2 separate regions of the Mus musculus genome follow, and region 2 is linked to region 1. Evidence: chromatin loops called from intact Hi-C (ENCODE). Cell type or tissue: gastrocnemius. All regions are shown on one strand.

What was found. A loop is a pair of places that touch in the nucleus more often than their neighbours do. Peaks named below come from ENCODE experiments on the same cell type or tissue, not always from the same donor. Only the 100,000 strongest peaks of a DNase experiment are listed, where the experiment ranks them.
Region 2: it touches region 1 in a loop (2.4-fold over the local background); 2 of 42 quality-filtered maps call a loop at or near these places.

What each region holds. Positions count from the first base shown.
Region 1 is chr15:77,966,586-77,974,585 of GRCm38, reverse strand. Eif3d (eukaryotic translation initiation factor 3, subunit D) reads left to right here and starts at 3,762. Exons shown (of 15, transcript NM_018749.2): 1 at 3,762-3,903; 2 at 5,997-6,129; 3 at 6,365-6,410; 4 at 7,147-7,283; 5 at 7,819-7,904. The coding sequence starts at 6,007. In gastrocnemius, no CTCF peak of the experiment used is centred here; DNase peaks (open chromatin) are centred at 3,510, 3,784 and 4,444; H3K4me3 peaks cover 2,712 bases; H3K27ac peaks cover 2,501 bases.
Region 2 is chr15:78,397,561-78,405,560 of GRCm38, reverse strand. It overlaps Tst (thiosulfate sulfurtransferase, mitochondrial), which reads left to right. Exons shown (of 2, transcript NM_009437.5): 1 at 1-322; 2 at 5,531-6,005. The coding sequence ends at 5,829. Among named protein-coding and RNA genes, the nearest start is that of Tst, 4.3 kb to the left of the region's middle. In gastrocnemius, no CTCF peak of the experiment used is centred here; DNase peaks (open chromatin) are centred at 2,024, 2,937, 3,416, 4,007 and 1 more place; H3K4me3 peaks cover 2,055 bases; H3K27ac peaks cover 4,814 bases.

The DNA.
Region 1 (8,000 bases):
AGATTTAGAGTCCATAAAAACCACTGTCTAATCCTGCATCTGATGCCTGCTCTGTGAGCTACCTACCCAAACGCTCAGAGCCTCCTTCTCCATCTATTAGAAAACTCACAGAACGGTCATTTTAAAAGTCATTTGTGGAAAGCACTTAGCACCTTGACTGGAATACAGTCAGCACTCGGTAAATGTTATATCCCTCTCTACGGCACTGTGGGTTCCATTAGAACATGCACTTCCCTTATCTAGACAGATGTTTTATCAGAACAGAACAGTATAGCACAGGCTGGGGCCTCTCACTTCCAGATGTGACTTGTAGGAATGCATAGGAGGGCCTAGCAGGCTCTTACAGTTTACTTCCATCAGCATGGGAGTTCTCTGAAACAAGAATCAGCTCTGCCCAGCGTTAAACATGAGATCCTAATGCAAGGGGGGGGGGGGACTCTTAGCCATGCAGAGAGAATATCTTCTTGCCTGCTGTCTCCAGTCCTTTCATTTCTTTACTTAGTCAACAAATCCTTATTAAGTGCACACTCTGTGCCTAAGGTTCCATGTACTGCCAGAAACACGAATCAAGTAAGTACTCGGGTAATACAAATGTCAAAAGGACAAGACACTGGGAGACGATAGGATCGAGAGTAGACACCTGCCTTGTTTGCCTGCTTTCCGCTCCTGGTCAAACGTCACTTTTTAAAATATTTTTAATATGTATAGATGCTTTGCCCGCATGTCTGTCCATGCACCACTTCCATGTCTGCTATCCACAAATGCCAGAAAAGAGCACTGGATCCCCTACAACTGGTTGTGAGCCACTATCTGGGTACTTCGAACCAAACCTGGGTACTCAGAGAGAGCAGTTGAGCCATTTCTCTGACCCCCAAATGTCACTTCTTAGGAGACACCTTCCCTTCCACGCCAGTCTTCCTCTCATTTCACACAGAACACCCCGAGGGGATGAAGCACACCTCTCTCATTTGCTAGAAGAAACCCTGACGGAGCAGGTACAGGGAGGGTCTGCCTCTCATGCCTTTTGGCCAAGCGTAAGGTTTATACTAAAGCCTGTTAAGCTGTGCTAGTGTGTGGCACATGTCTTTGATCCCAGCACCCAGGAGGCACAGGCAGGTGAATCTCCATAAACAGGAGGTCATTTTGGTCTACATAGCAAAATCTGGGCTGGCCAAAGATACGAATTGAGACCCTGCCTCAAAATAAATAAATAAATAAATAAATAAATAAATAAATAAATAAATAAATAGAATGATGTAATCATAAAACTCGAGGCTTTGAAACATAAATCCCTATGCTAGCCTTAACCATTATGAGCCATAATGAGTTCTTTACTCAATTTCTCAAGGAGATTTTGTGCCTTTCCAAGCTAGACAGACTGTGAAAAACCTTTTGCTAAAAGAGGCCCCAGTTTCCAACTTTCTGACAAGAATGTAAACTTTGGCTTGAGACAGGATCTCATATAGCCCAGGCTGGCCTTGAACCTCAGTCTGAAAATGGCCTTAACTTCTGATCTCCCTATCTCTACTTCCTGGGTGCTGAGATTACCAGTATATACCAACATGCCTGGGTGCTGGGAATCAAACCCAGGAGGGATGTAGGTGAGTCTTTTTTGTTATTTCCTGTCTCTAAAAGCAGGTTCTAACCGCCTTAGGTCCACAAAACACTTCTTGGGCACACTCTAGAAAAATGCCACCCCACAAGAGTGACACAGAACTGCAGAATTGTAGTTGGGGGGGAGAGGTGGCAGGGACCCTCATGAGAGAACAAGCTGCGCGGTGAGCAGAGAATGAGGCAGGACCCTCCAAATCGCTCTCCATCTGAGAGAGCAGAACAGCTGGGCCACAACAGGGGAAAGATGACTAAACTCCAACGACAAGCTGTAGCAGATGGCCTCTGGGAGCCACTGCAAAAAGAAAGGGGAAAGGAGAGAGGCATGATGGGAGCAGTTCAGCAAAGATACATGCCTCTTTATATTTTAAGGCATTTTGATTTTCTACTGATCTGGGCTCTTGCTATGGAGCCCAGGCTAGCTTCAGGTCTGCCCAGGCTGACCTCCCATTTGCAGCAATCCTTCTGTCTCAAGTTTTCAGGTGTTGGGAGCTCAGGATCAGCTGGACAATTCAGTGAGAACTTGCTTAACAACTGTTTAAGTCCGAAGGATGGCTGTTTTCAAAGCAAGTGACTTTTCTCACAATCTCCAACTTCACCAGCTTCTGTCGTTATGATCCCTCCCCTTCAGTTTCAGAGTAGAGGGATCCCAGAACATGCTGCAACTAACTCTTAAAGACATACAAACAAACACACACACACACACACACACACAATAGGACCCAGACAGTGACAGTAAACCTTTGGGGCAGAAAGTACAGCAAGTGTGGGACCTGCTGGGAGAGGAATGAGAGCAGGGTCGTGGTGGCCAGAGCAGAGGTTGTTCAGAAGGGCAGGGAGATGTCAGGCCACATCTTCCCTCGGAAGTGTGGGAAGAGCTTTGAGCATCCTGAGGAGCAACCCACTGGGAGTATGAATGGTTCGAACAATGAGGGAGATGGTACTATGAGGGCAGACAGCACTCAGGTACGGCTGAAGTTACAACACAGACAGGCTAGTCCCAATGTGGTGGGAAATTTAAGTTAATGACGAGGACCCAGCAGGACCCACCAAATCCTGAGAACACAAATTGGGGAAACGGGAAGGCAAGCTCATTGGTAAATTAGTGAAATGGGTAATCCCACCAACATTACCATTTCCAACACAGGTAGAGGCCAAATCACCTGATCAAATTCATCCCAGTGGTATCCACGGTAAGGACCCGAATGTGGAAATGTCCTTTGACAACCATTTATTTTACAATTTATTATCTAGCATTTCCAGTTTCATTAAGGGAGGAGGGGAGAGAGATGTCAGATATGAAGGCCATAAAACTACACTTGGCTGACCCTGGACACCACATGTATCTAAGATGTTTTTTTTTTTTCTTTTTTTAAAGATGTATTTTCTAATCAAGGAGATCTGCTGAGAAACTATCAAGGAAACATAAACAGCAGGCAGAAGGGACCAGCTTTTTAAAAAACGCCCATCCCGAGTCTCTTTCCAGACGGCTGCAGGGGGTGGAAGACGCCAAGAGGTCACACTGACCCGCACCCTGTGAACTGTGATGATCAATTAAGACGTAGCTTGGATAGCCCCGATCTGAATATCGATTTAGAGCGAGGCACTCTAAATCTGCTTTAAAAAATAGCGACCAGAAATCTCCGTTGAAAGACGCTTGTGACCTGTGGGACAAAGGTTTGAGTCCTAGCGGGCACCCCGAAGCTCTAGCAACCCGGACTAGGCAGGTCATTTGCCACCCTGCGTTGGGGCCACAAGTGACAAGCACACGAAACGCGCCGGGCCACTCTCCAGATAACGATCAGCCAGACCGACGACCACGCTGGGGCCAGCGAGCGCGGCGGGGCATTGTGGGAGGCAGAGGAGGCGAGCCTGGCGCGAAGCATTATGGGACACCGCGGGGACAGCTCCGACTCCCCGCCCCGGCTTCTCTGGCCCCGAGCGTGACCACGATTCAGTTCTGAACCTCTCCGGGCGTCCCCAGACGCCACTGACGTAATCCCCTCACTTGTGTCTGGCACCTCAGGGGCGAACGAGGATTTTTTTTTTTTTTTTTTTTAAAGCCGAGAGCTGTGACACACTTCCGGTTGTGTCTCACTTTACGGCTTGACATTTTTCCGCTGACTAAGAAGGAAGTGGTAGGGCCATTTACGACAGCGCTGGTCGCCGTTTACGGCACCGGCCCCTGCGCGCGCATCTTCCCTCCTGCCTTGACTCCTCGGAGTATCCCGGCAATCGCAGTTTTTTCCCCGGGCCATCTGTCGCCATCCGGGCCCGTGAAGGCTTTTGCAGGTGAGCGGCTTGTTTCGTGGGACCCTGCGGACCTCGCGAGCCAGCCTGGGCTAGACGTGGCTTCGGGAGCTCCCGGAAGAGCCTTCCTTTACGTCCTGTCGCCTGTGCCCCTCCGCTGGGCGGGGCGGGAATTGGCCCCCGGTGGTCCCAGGCACGACTCAGAATGCAGGACACCGGACCTTGTGTGTGGATCCCTCGCTCGGCGCTCTGCTCAGCGCCGTGGGGTGGGTTGTGGGGCGACGTAGCCTCCTCTAGGGGTTCGAACAGATTGTTTCTGTGCTCCGAAATGGGGGGCTGAGAGTAGGTTCCAGCTCTGATCGGAAACGGAGCCCAGGAGTTAATGGCCCCCACCTGTAGTGTCCCCAGTGACCCACACTGTATTGTGGCCAATACAGCTGTCGCGCCGTTTTACTTTTCCCCTACTGCTTTCTTTCTGATTCACGTGTGCAGTAGCCGAAGGACCAAACCCTGTCCATCCAGGGAGATAGATGATGATGCACATCAGGCCTTGAGCCATCTTGAACTTGTGACAACTCAAGTTTACAGTTGCTTTGGGGGCAGCCTGTTGGGTATGGCTTAAAGCCCCAGGTGGTCAGGCTGCCAGCTACCCACAGTATAACCAGAAGGAGGTCGGGCCTAAGTAGACAGCCTTGGAAACTTTTTGAAGGGATGGGCAGATGGACTCCTTAAGTTAGCAGAGCTAGCTTTGTGTCTCAAAGATGGGGTGTGTGGTAGCAGTCGGTGGTAAAGCGTCCAGCACAGCACCCCAACATCCTGGGGCCTCTTACTTCATGTCAGCTGTTTGAAGGCCACCACACCCCACCACCACCACCTCACCCTCTCTCCCACAACCCCGTGTTCTTCCTACAACTTAGCATACGTTCATATTTGGAGGGTGAAGCTCCTGGGTTTACTCTTGTCCGTGTCACCTAAGTATCACCAGCTTCCGTGTGTCAGAGGAGGAGGAGAGGCTACTGAGCTCTAATGGTGGACAATTTCAGGTTTCTTGTGTGTGGTCAATGCATGGGTTTTTTTTTTTTCCTTTTGTTGTTTGCTTTGGTTTTTGATGGGAAGTGTCCAGCAAGCCCCTGGATTATACAGCTATTAGCTTTTACTTTCCTAAAATGAGCTGTGGTATATACTATATACTGCGGGGCCAAAGCTACACTGCCTGTGTTCAAATTTTCTTACCCAGAAAATGGGACTGGCCCCACGGGATTGTCCGAAGGGTTTAGTGAGCGCGTGTGCTGTAAGCGGTCAGAACAGTGTCCTGGTGCTCCTGCGTATGGACATTTGACACTCGGCCGCTTTTGCTCTGAAGTTTGTGACCACCTTGGTCACCAATGGTCCTTTTGCTTGGCTGCATGCACTGTACAGGACTTGTGCTGATGGAAAATTGGAAGGGTGGGGTCTGATTGAGGGTTCAGGGGATGGTCTTGTTTGGTTGGTTTTAGTCCTTTATTTTTAGGATTTTGTTGTTGCTGTCTGTGTATGCACGTGTGTGGGAGTTTGTGCTGTGGCATTCTGCTGGAGAAGGCCACGTGTGGGGGTCTGTTCTCACTTTCCACTTTGGTTCCACCTTTACTTGTGGCACCATCTCAGCAGCCCGAGGGTCTTTAAAGCACTGTGTGCCGGTGCCTTTGTGTAACTGAGTGGTAATTGTGCAGGGTGACAATCACCAAGACTTTGACCGAGGCCCTCTGATGGAGACTGGGTTTAGAGACATTTGCTGTTGGGTGCTTTGGTGAAGGTGTTTCGGGGAATTCACTACTCTTACCTCCTTGAATAATTGAAGACACCTTTATCATATGTTCTACTGAGAAAGACGGGACACCCCATCAAGGAAAGGCACAGCTTCATTGCAAAGATGTTCACCAAAGAACCTGTCCTAGAATCAGTGAGACATAGGAAAATGTCGCTGGTGTTGGCAGGGTTCTGCGTTTTGAGTGTTCTTTGAACAGTTTACAGGAAAACCCTGTCCACAGTGCTCGAGAGCCAGGGTGCACCTCTGCAGTGCAGCTTCAGTGGAGGGTGGAGTGTTTGGAACTTGGCGGCCTTCCTTCTGAAACTTCTCACACTGCTTGTGTTCACAGGTTTTAGAAGATGGCGAAGTTCATGACACCTGTGATCCAGGACAACCCCTCAGGCTGGGGTCCCTGTGCCGTTCCTGAGCAATTTCGGGATATGCCCTACCAGCCATTCAGCAAAGGAGATCGGCTGGGAAAGGTATTGGGTCCCTTCAGCTGGGGCAGCTACTCCACAGTTCCCCACTGCCTTTCTAGTCTCTTGATGGATATCCTTCCTTTGGGGCTACCACCTAAGGAAGGCCCTGACCTCCAGAATGAGTCAGAGCCAGGGTAGCCACGTGCAGAGCATCAGAGGCGACACTGATGCCTTTTGTCGCTGTCGATGTCAGCAGAAGTCTACTCGCCTGACCTGTTGTCTTCCTTGTCCCTCACAGGTTGCAGACTGGACAGGGGCCACATACCAGGACAAGAGGTACACAAGTAAGTGGTCCTCGGCGGCCCGTCCACATCTGGGTCTTGGGAAGCTCATTACTTTTTTCAGTAAGCCCCACATGAAAGGTTTTTAGAAAGGAAAGGAAATGGTAATGGTAGTTATTGGAAGTATATTCTGGAATAGAGTGTACACAAACCATGATTTTTAGTCCCAGGATGGCCAGAGATTCCTGAAAGCTACTTTGCATTCTGTTGCTTGGGACTTCTGGAGCCATCAATCCATGGACTCTCGGCTCTGAGCCTTAGTTTTAAGGTTCTGGTAAGGGAGGCCGCTTTCCCTGGTGCCAGTTAGATGTTTGGAAGTGGCTGCCTAGAGTACCAAGTTAAAGTGGATGAGGTCCAAAAGAGGCTGTCGGGGTGGAAGGCTGTGTCCGCAGCTCTGGGTGATGGCTGGGGTGGTGGTACAGCTCAGATTCTTACATGACCACGCAGAGGTACAGCGGGGTAGTGGCATCCTTGGGCTCTTGGTAAGTTGTTTAGACCCAAGCTCTTAAACCTTAAATGTGAGTGTGAATCATGAATCACCTGAGAGCATGTTTAAATACAGGTTCCCATCTGTCAGGTCTGGGCAGGGGCGGTGAGTCTACCCATCTCACAAGCTTCTGGCCAGTGCTTCAGGTCAGGAGCACACTTAGGCGAGTGGGGTCGAAGCCTGGCATGCACCATGAGCACGACACTCACTGTGTAGGTAGCACTTAGCACACACTGTCACCTTTGCCTGCAGACAAGTATTCCTCTCAGTTCGGTGGGGGAAGTCAGTATGCATATTTCCATGAGGAGGATGAGACAAGCTTCCAGCTGGTGGACACGGCACGGACACAGAAGACCGCCTACCAGCGGAACCGGATGAGATTCGCACAGGTAGGCCACGGCTGGCAGCCCACACTCAGCTCTCACTGAGAGCAGAAGTTCCTGCTGCTCAGCCGCCATCTTGGGAATACTGATGAGAAAGGAAAGGCTTACAGACCTTTGGCCAATCCCAAGTGGCAGTTTAGTGACCAGTTGTGTCAGAATAATGTGAAACGGGTCTAGGAATACATTGAAGGAGTTTAGATTTTTGTTCACAGTAGTTCAGACATCACACAGCTGTGCTGGGAACCCAGTGCCTTGCTGACTTGTCATGTACAACCTTTGTTAATTACATGGTTTGGTAGGGTGCCTCCTGCTACATAATGTTGCAAACTTTGCAACTCCAATAAAACTAGTAAACCCACATTAAAGTGGGAATGACAGTCCAAGCTAACACAAGTGCTACTCCCCTTAGCCCAAATTCTGTAGTCGCTGTAGAGTAAAAGTAAAGAGATGTGAAACTTAGAACTCACGCCGTAAACTTACTCTCAAGATACCATGAGCCTTGTCTCCGAGGGGCTAACATGGGTCTCTTCCTGCTCCCCAGCGCAACCTCCGCAGAGACAAAGATCGGAGGAACATGGTGCAGTTCAACCTACAGACCCTGCCCAAGAGTGCCAAGCAGAAAGAGAGGTGAGCGTCCCTTCCTGCCAAGTCAGAGTTATGTTCCCAAATGGGCTGTACTCAAAATCACAGAGCAGGGCAGGGACTGGCTATCTTTCACTCTTG
Region 2 (8,000 bases), 430 kb before region 1:
AACGACACACATGTGGTGGTATACGATGGAGATGACCTGGGCAGCTTCTATGCACCCAGAGTCTGGTGGATGTTTCGTGTGTTTGGCCACCGCACAGTGTCAGTGCTCAATGGTGGCTTCCGGAACTGGCTGAAGGAGGGCCACCCGGTGACATCTGAGCCCTCGAGGCCAGAGCCAGCCGTTTTCAAAGCCACACTGAATCTCTCCCTGCTCAAGACCTATGAGCAGGTCCTAGAGAATCTCCAGTCTAAAAGGTTCCAGCTGGTGGACTCTCGGGCCCAAGGACGGTACCTGGGCACACAACCGGAGCCGGATATAGTAGGTAGGTGTTCCAGTGGCCCTTGGGAGGATTGCACAACAAAAGGATGGGGAATCAAAAAACCCCTGGATCCCTCAGGCCCTCTAGGTAGACTTGTCTTTCCATCTGTAAAATGGGAGGGTACGGCCAACCTTGAAGTCTTTTATAGCGCTCATACATGGGGGCCCTGTGTGCCATAGCCGGGTGCTAACAAGCTGCCCCTATTAGGTGACTGGGGTCCTGTCCATCCATGGTCCACTTCCAGGCACCAGCGCTCCCACATGCAGTAGATGTACGAAAAGGTGTTCTCTCCACAAGCAGTCATTTGTATGGCTGCACAGAGGTCTACAAATCTCTTCCCACTCTCTCCATCCCAGAAGCCCTTTCAAATATCAACAAGGCCCTTCTGAGCTCTTCTGGGACCCTGGCTAGTGTCTGTGAAAGGCACCTCAGTTCATAACCTCAGCAAGTGGCTGCGACCTGTCTGTTACAGCAGCTATCAGCCAGGGAAATGGACGGGATGAAATACCTGACTTAGATGAAGCACTGGGGGATTGTTACTTGGTCAGTTAAGTGGTAGAATCTGGATTTGAACCTGGTATCATTTTGTTTTAACCCAGGGTTCGAAATCCAGATATAAATCCATTCAGTCCCACCACCATTTCCTAGGGTTCAGGGGCTCCTCCTGTGCTAGGTATTCCTGGAAAGATGGCCCCTTGGGTCCCCTTTGGTATGTGTGAGAAAGCCTGAAGAAGTCTGTATAGTTTAGGAGTCAGGAAAAAATAAACTCAGGAGATGAAATGCTGCTTTCTAGAGGCGCCTGACCAGAGGCAACCCCAAGTTTTGGCCCACCTCACCTCTCTCTCTCTCTCTCTCTCTCTCTCTCTCTCTCTCTCTCTCTCTCTCTCTGCCTCCCTCATCAGTAAGACTTAACTCCAGGATACATTTTGCCTAACTTGTTTCAAAATGTTGCCTAAAAAGTTTCAAAACTTGCCTACAAAGTTTCAAAAACTTGTCTCTTCCTTTCTGCCAGCTGATGTCAGCAACCCTGTTTTTACAGTCTTAGTACTAAATTCTCATCCCACTGGACAGAGGGGGCCTTGGCACACAGGCAGCAGTAGATCAAGGCCACACATGGAGTTGGCAGAGGCTGGCATTGCTCCAGTCTCACTCTCTCCAGGCCTTTGATTTCTCCCGCCTGCTTGGCTCTGGGAAGGTCAGAGGAGAAAGATGCATGCTTGTTAGGCACTTTCCAGAGACTCTGAACCTGGGATGCCTCCTGGTCTTGACTCAAAACCCCATTTTCTTCTTGGAACTGAAACTGGAGGAAGGGAGAGTGGAGCTGGCCATTGGGCTTTCCTGGCTGCAAACCAAGAAATGAGTGATAATGGGGCCCAGACATAGCGTCCTATCATTTTACAGACGAGGAAAGTCGGGGCTTGTAGAGGGGACACAGGCTGCCTGAGTTCTAAGGTCCCTCTCTTCTCTCTGACTCTTCCTACCTTTTCTGATTGCCCTGAAGTGCCAGGGAGACTGGGTTCTCATTCCAGCTCAGCCACTTTTATGTGGAGGGTTCAGCCCAACTGCTTGACCTTGCATTTCCTGGTTGTTGATAAACAAGCAGAGGTCCCCAGCCCTGTCACAGTACATGGCTTTTGTTTCAGGGGCTCTTTGGAGGGGACGGCACTGGGCAAAGTCCAGGGGCCATCTAGACAGGCAGGGAGGGGCTACTTGACCCATTCTGTGAGAGGATTTGCTGGACACAAATGCACACCACCAAGGTCATGGTCTGCTCTGTGGGATGGGTTCGGGGAGGTTCCTCCGGGTTCAGCAGTCCAGATACAAAGCATGGGATGTGGGGGGTGGGGAGGCCTTGACTGGGTGTTCCTGAAGGTACTGAGAGTGGCAGAAATGAAAAGCAGGTCTTCAGAGACCCAGTGGCAACTTCCTGCCCTGGGGGGTGGGAGTGGGAGTAGGGGGGAGGGGCAGTTGCCTGCCCCTCAGGCCTTCATGCGCCTTCCAGAGTCCTGAGTAAGCATGCAGAATAAAAAAAAGAATATTCAGATGCAGCTGTGTGTCACACAGGCAGGAACACTAGCAAACAAAGACAGATGTAAGTCAGGCCCCCAGAGTCTGGGCAACCAGAGTAAGTAGGAAGGATCACAGAGAAGAGAGGCATCTTAGAATTCAGGGATCTCTAGGGCCTTTGCCAGTAGTAGGTTGTCTCCCAACTCCAAGCCTCAGTTTTCCTCATCTATAAAATGGGAATTCTGCATTTGGACCCGGTGGCACTCATTTCTCAGTTGTTGAGCCTGGGTACCTGTGACCTTGTTATTTCACCTAGGGGTGGGTGAGGAGGAGGAGAGAGGAGGGTACTGGTCCATGCTGAGGACTTTGATTTGCAGACCCCTTGCTTCTAGAATCTTCAGTAGTCTTGTAGAGGCTCTGGCCCCACTCTACTGAGGTCTGCAGGCCCCAAAGTAAGGCTTGCCTAAAGCTGCCGTGGAGAGTGGAGTGAGCAAACATGAGGACAGAGGCAGGAGAGGTCACCACTCCATGTGGTTGCTATGTACGAAGGAGGAACCCCTCTGCCTAGGGCCCCGCCTTTTGGGCCACAGCCAGGGTGCCTTTGGGATTGGATTCCCTATCTTTGGGATGAAAGCCAGGAAGGTCCAAACAGGTTTTCCTGGGCTCCAACAACCGTGCCCATCCATGCCCTGAGGGCTCTTAACGTGCCTCCTGACTTGAATGAAAGCTACTAAGCCAAGCCTGGAACACACGTTCCTAGACTTCTAGGCTATTGGGGGACACCAGAAGTCAGCTCGGTAATACCTTACCCCAGCCTTCTTTTCTAGGGGAGCTCATAATGACTAAAAACCATAGGCTTTGGAGTCTGACTTGATTTCCCATGCCTCTGTTATGAGGGAAGTTATCAAATCTCTCTGTGCCTGGAATCCCCATTAGATCTGGGAGGAAAGTCTCTTCAGTTTTGTGAGGAACGAGGGAGATATAATTCTCTATAGAACCCACTTTTGGGGTGCTGGCTGCAGAGGGGAGGAGAAGCCTGCTTCTAGCTGCAAGGCCGTCCTCTGGTTGGCAGTGTTCCAGAGTTCTCTGGCCTGGGCCCATGGGATCCCTGGCTGTCCCTCTGCACAAAGGCTGTGACTTCTGTTTCTGTAAAGTCCCCAGGCAGAGGCTGGGGAGGTGGCTCAGTGTGGAAACTGCTTGCCTCGTGACCATGAGGACCTGAGTTAGATCCTCCAATCCACTTAGTGACTATTGCTCAGGACTCCAGCACTGGGGGAGGCAGAGATGGGCAGATCTCTGGGACTCGCTGCAACCAGCCTTACTAAAACAGCAAGTTCCAGGGGCATGAACATCAGCCTAGGTGGTCCTCTGACATCCATGTGCTCCTTGACCCTTTCACCCACAGACAGACAGACAAACAGACAGACAGACAGACCCTGGGCCTTCCTAGCACAGTGGCCATTGCTACCTCCTCTGGCTGGTGCCAAGGCTTCTCAGTGTCTTTAGCTTCATCCTTACTTAGACAAGGCCCCCTTTATAGACTCAAGACAGCACCAAAGTTGGTTATGTCACCGACAAGAAGAAAACAGCCCTCAGAGGCTTGGTGCAAATGATCGCTCCCTACAGTGCCTGCAGGAAACTGCTGTATCCTGAGAGTTAATATCCACAGGCCAGCTGCTCCTCACTGGCAGGGTTACACAGAACTGGTTTCAGGTCACAGCAGGAAGACGTGTCTAGATGTCACACTGTATTATGCAAGCAGGGACATGTGTTCAGTCAGGGGACTGCTTGTGATAGTGATTCTAGAATCTTCTTTGGATTGACAGGGTTTCCATGTTGCTGCATGTACCCGACGAGTATTCGCTGTAAGCCCCATTCCTCTGCTTCCTACCACACCCACTATGCTGTTTCCATCTTGCCCCATGGTCCAAGTGTAATGGCTTGGTGGGGACTTGGGGAACCTGAAAAAGATGGAGGCAGTTCTGGCGTGGGCCGTACTCTCAGTACTGTCAGTGGAGGGGTGCAGGTGCCCAGGGAAGAAAGAAGTGACTGAGCATGAAGGGACTGACAGAGCGTGGGTCCTTTGGGTGCCACCAGGCAGCCATGGCCCCTCTCCACTGTTTCCGTTTTTATCAGTTTGATGTTTTCACATGAGGTCTCACTCAATAGCCCAGACTGACCTGTAGCTCACTATATAGACCAGGCTGGCCTCTAACTATGGATCCTCCTGCCTCAGCCTCCAGCATGCAAGGACAACAGCTGTGAGTGACCGCCCACTCTGACTTTTCCAAAGCCACACTGGGTGTGTCCTGCCTCCCCTCTGCTGTGCTATGCTTACACTTCAGAGGTGCGCGTGCGTGGAGGGAGCTGAACAACCACTGTCACTAGAGGGACCACAGCATGGGGGCAGGCATCATTCGGATTCAATATTATCCATGTCATTTGCCCTTGCCCAGGGGCATTCACTCCCCATGGGGACACTGAGGTGCAGAGGTGGCTGAAAATCAGTGTAGTAAATGGATGAGATGGGATTTGAACACGTACCTGATAGGAGATCCCCTTCTGTTTTCACAACTATGTGCCTCACAGAAACATGACTGGGTGTGGTCCTGGGTCGGCCTGTCCTCTGTGTCTTTAGCTGAGACATTTCATGTCAGTGCACCTCAGCATTTTCAATTGTAAAATAAATTCACAGGAGAGCTTCTTTAACGACTCACAAAGCTAGGCAGCTTTGGCTCTCTTGCAAACGGCTGCCTGGGGAAGTGGGGGCACAAAGTTTCTGTCCGCCATGTCCCTGGCAGCATCAAATTGAATAGAGTCTATGTAAATTCACCCCGTCTGCTTTCCCCAGTAATCCTGGGACATAGATGTGTACTACTGAACCCATTTCACAGGTGAGAAAACACAAAGTACAGAAGGCAGAGGTAATTCCCAGAAGACTAGGGGACAAACTAGGAGGGCCTGCAATGCACACAGATGTCCTCTCAAGAAGAAGTGACTTGGAACATCCTTCCATCAAGACAGATCTTGGGACAGGGGCGGCAGGCTTGGGTCTTACAGTTTGAGTGTTGACGATAAGCAGAGCCAGCAAGAAATTGAGTTGCCAAGAGAGCAAAGACATTACTTCTTTTGGTGATGGCCCCCAGATCCTCTAGTTTCCACCTTCCATGCCTCCCCTAATTCATATTCTCTATTACTGCCCAGGACTAGACTCGGGCCACATCCGTGGCTCAGTCAACATGCCCTTCATGGACTTCCTGACGAAAGATGGCTTCGAGAAGAGCCCAGAGGAGCTGCGTGCCATATTCCAGGACAAGAAGGTGGACCTCTCACAGCCCCTCATTGCCACGTGCCGCAAGGGGGTCACTGCCTGTCACGTTGCCCTGGCTGCCTACCTTTGTGGCAAACCCGATGTGGCTGTTTACGATGGCTCCTGGTCAGAGTGGTTCCGCAGGGCACCCCCAGAGACCCGTGTGTCCCAGGGGAAGAGTGGGAAGGCCTGAGTGTGTGCAGCCTCCTCCTCTGCCCACCCAATCCAGCCAGTTCCCTTCAGGGAGGTTGGTGTGACCTGCTGTAGGTTCACCTTTTAGGCTACGGATATTGACAGGGTTTTAGAATTGCTCTTGGTGCCTCCCTCCCTCCCTCCCTCTACATTGGAATAAAGTGCCTTTTCTCAGAAGTGTGTCTGCCTCCTTGCCCGGGTTCCACACTGCCCTGTACCTTTGCCAACCTTCAACCATGAAGGCCACACAGAAGACGCCTGGCCCTCTCCTGCATTGTGTGGCAGACTTTTCCTAAGATAATACACACATCTACTCACCCCAGAAAGGGAATCCGGGACAGACCAAAGCATGGTTACCAGACAGAATTGAAACTATGTTTCAGAATTGAAACATTTCCTACAGATGTGCTTTTCTTTTGTTCGTTTTGTCTTGTTTGAGGGGGTGGGATGTCTCAAGCCAAGGTACAACTTGTTGAACCAAGAAGTTTTTACTGGAGTTATTCAGGGTAGCAAGTGTAAATGGTCACTCATTAGGGATAACTCAGAAGCAGGTGTGTCACCATAGCCCACCCCACTGTGGGGGACAATTCACAGAAGCTGCATCCCTGGAGCTCTGCACAGCTTCCAGACTTACCCCAGGGTAAGACAATCTGCAACTCTGCTGGTCTCAGGGCCCTCCCCAGCACTTTTGACTTTTGACTCCGTGTTGTACTGCTGTAGAGGGAGCACAGGACTTTCAAATTTTTGTTCTTCCAGACACGTGACCTCTATTTACCTCTTGAGACTCACAAACATTGTTTCAATTTTGTCAGGTAGCACTAGTCAGGGATGATAGAGGATACTGAGAGTACCTGAGAGGACATAGGAAGGAGAACGAGGAAGGCAGAGAGAGAGAAAGAGAGAGATGAAGTAGAAGCTAGCCCAGTCCTGAGCCTTCAGCTGGCTATCTGCTCCATGCCCAGTGAGTCTTGAGGAAGAGAAAAAGTAGCCTTCTGAATGCTGCCCAAAGAATGCCTACACACCTGCTCAGAAACGGGCAAAGGGGAGATGGTCTTGGCCTTGACTCCCTTGCTGCCTCTGAATAGACTCTCTGGGGATGATGGAGGGTGAGGCAGCCGTGGAGGGGGTCTGCAAGCCTGGCAGCAGCAAGCTGCCATAGGTGAGCATTTCATGAAGAGGCAGATGGCATTTTTTTTTGTGGTTTTAGAACTTTATTGTAGAAAAGCAGGGAGAAATAGAGAAGGTAGAGAGAGGGAGAGAGGCTGGCCATGGCCACGTGGAGAGAGGGGGGAAGAAAGAGAGCAGACAGGTCATTGTTGACGCGTTTTAAGTTCTCCAAAAACAAGCTTTGAGACTGTGGGGTGAAATTCAGTCTCTTCTGGAGAGTCTGGGTCTTTCCTGTCCAGCCTTCCAGAGTGAAAGGGGGATCTGGAGGGCTAAGATCATATTAGGAAGGTAGCCCCACCCAGTGCTGGGGCAAAAGGGGCTCAGGAGATGCTGGGGCGGGGCTCTGAGGCTGCAGGCCAGGCCTTTCTCCTCCTCACACTGGCTTACCCCTCTTGGAACCTGGATGGGCCCAAGCATCTTTGGGGCAGAAGGACAAGTAGCCTTCTCCTGCTTTTCCCACCTCAATTTCTCACCTCAATTGCTCTCTCAGCATAATCTCAAGGCAGGAACAGAGTCTGGGAGGTGAACAGAAAGAAGTCCTGCAGCAGGCCCCTGAGGGCATCTGGGGAAAGGAGACACTGGCTCATAGGGAGGACAGTACAGAGACCCTGAGGCCACTGTGCATAGCTGGAGCCGTGGTCGAATCAGCAGAATGCAAGGATCCATGGCAGAGGAAAGGGAACATGTTAACTAGGGCTCTTCGGGTCAAGAGGATGACTCTGGCCTTTACTCTAGTTAAGATGGGCTGGTACAGGGAGGTTTTGAACAGGGAGAGGATGCCATTTGGGACAGGTTTGGCAGGGACCTATGGCTATGGGGCTGAGAGAAGTCTTCAAGGGGATTTGACTCACAGGGTCCAATGTGGCCTTCTGTGGTATGTGCCTTCCTGTTCCCTTAGAATGAGGTCTGGATGTGTGACTTGTTTATAGCCAACAAAACAAGGCAAAGTGGGTGGGAAGCCACTCCCAGGACTCCACATAACAAGGCTGATGTCTATTTCTTTTC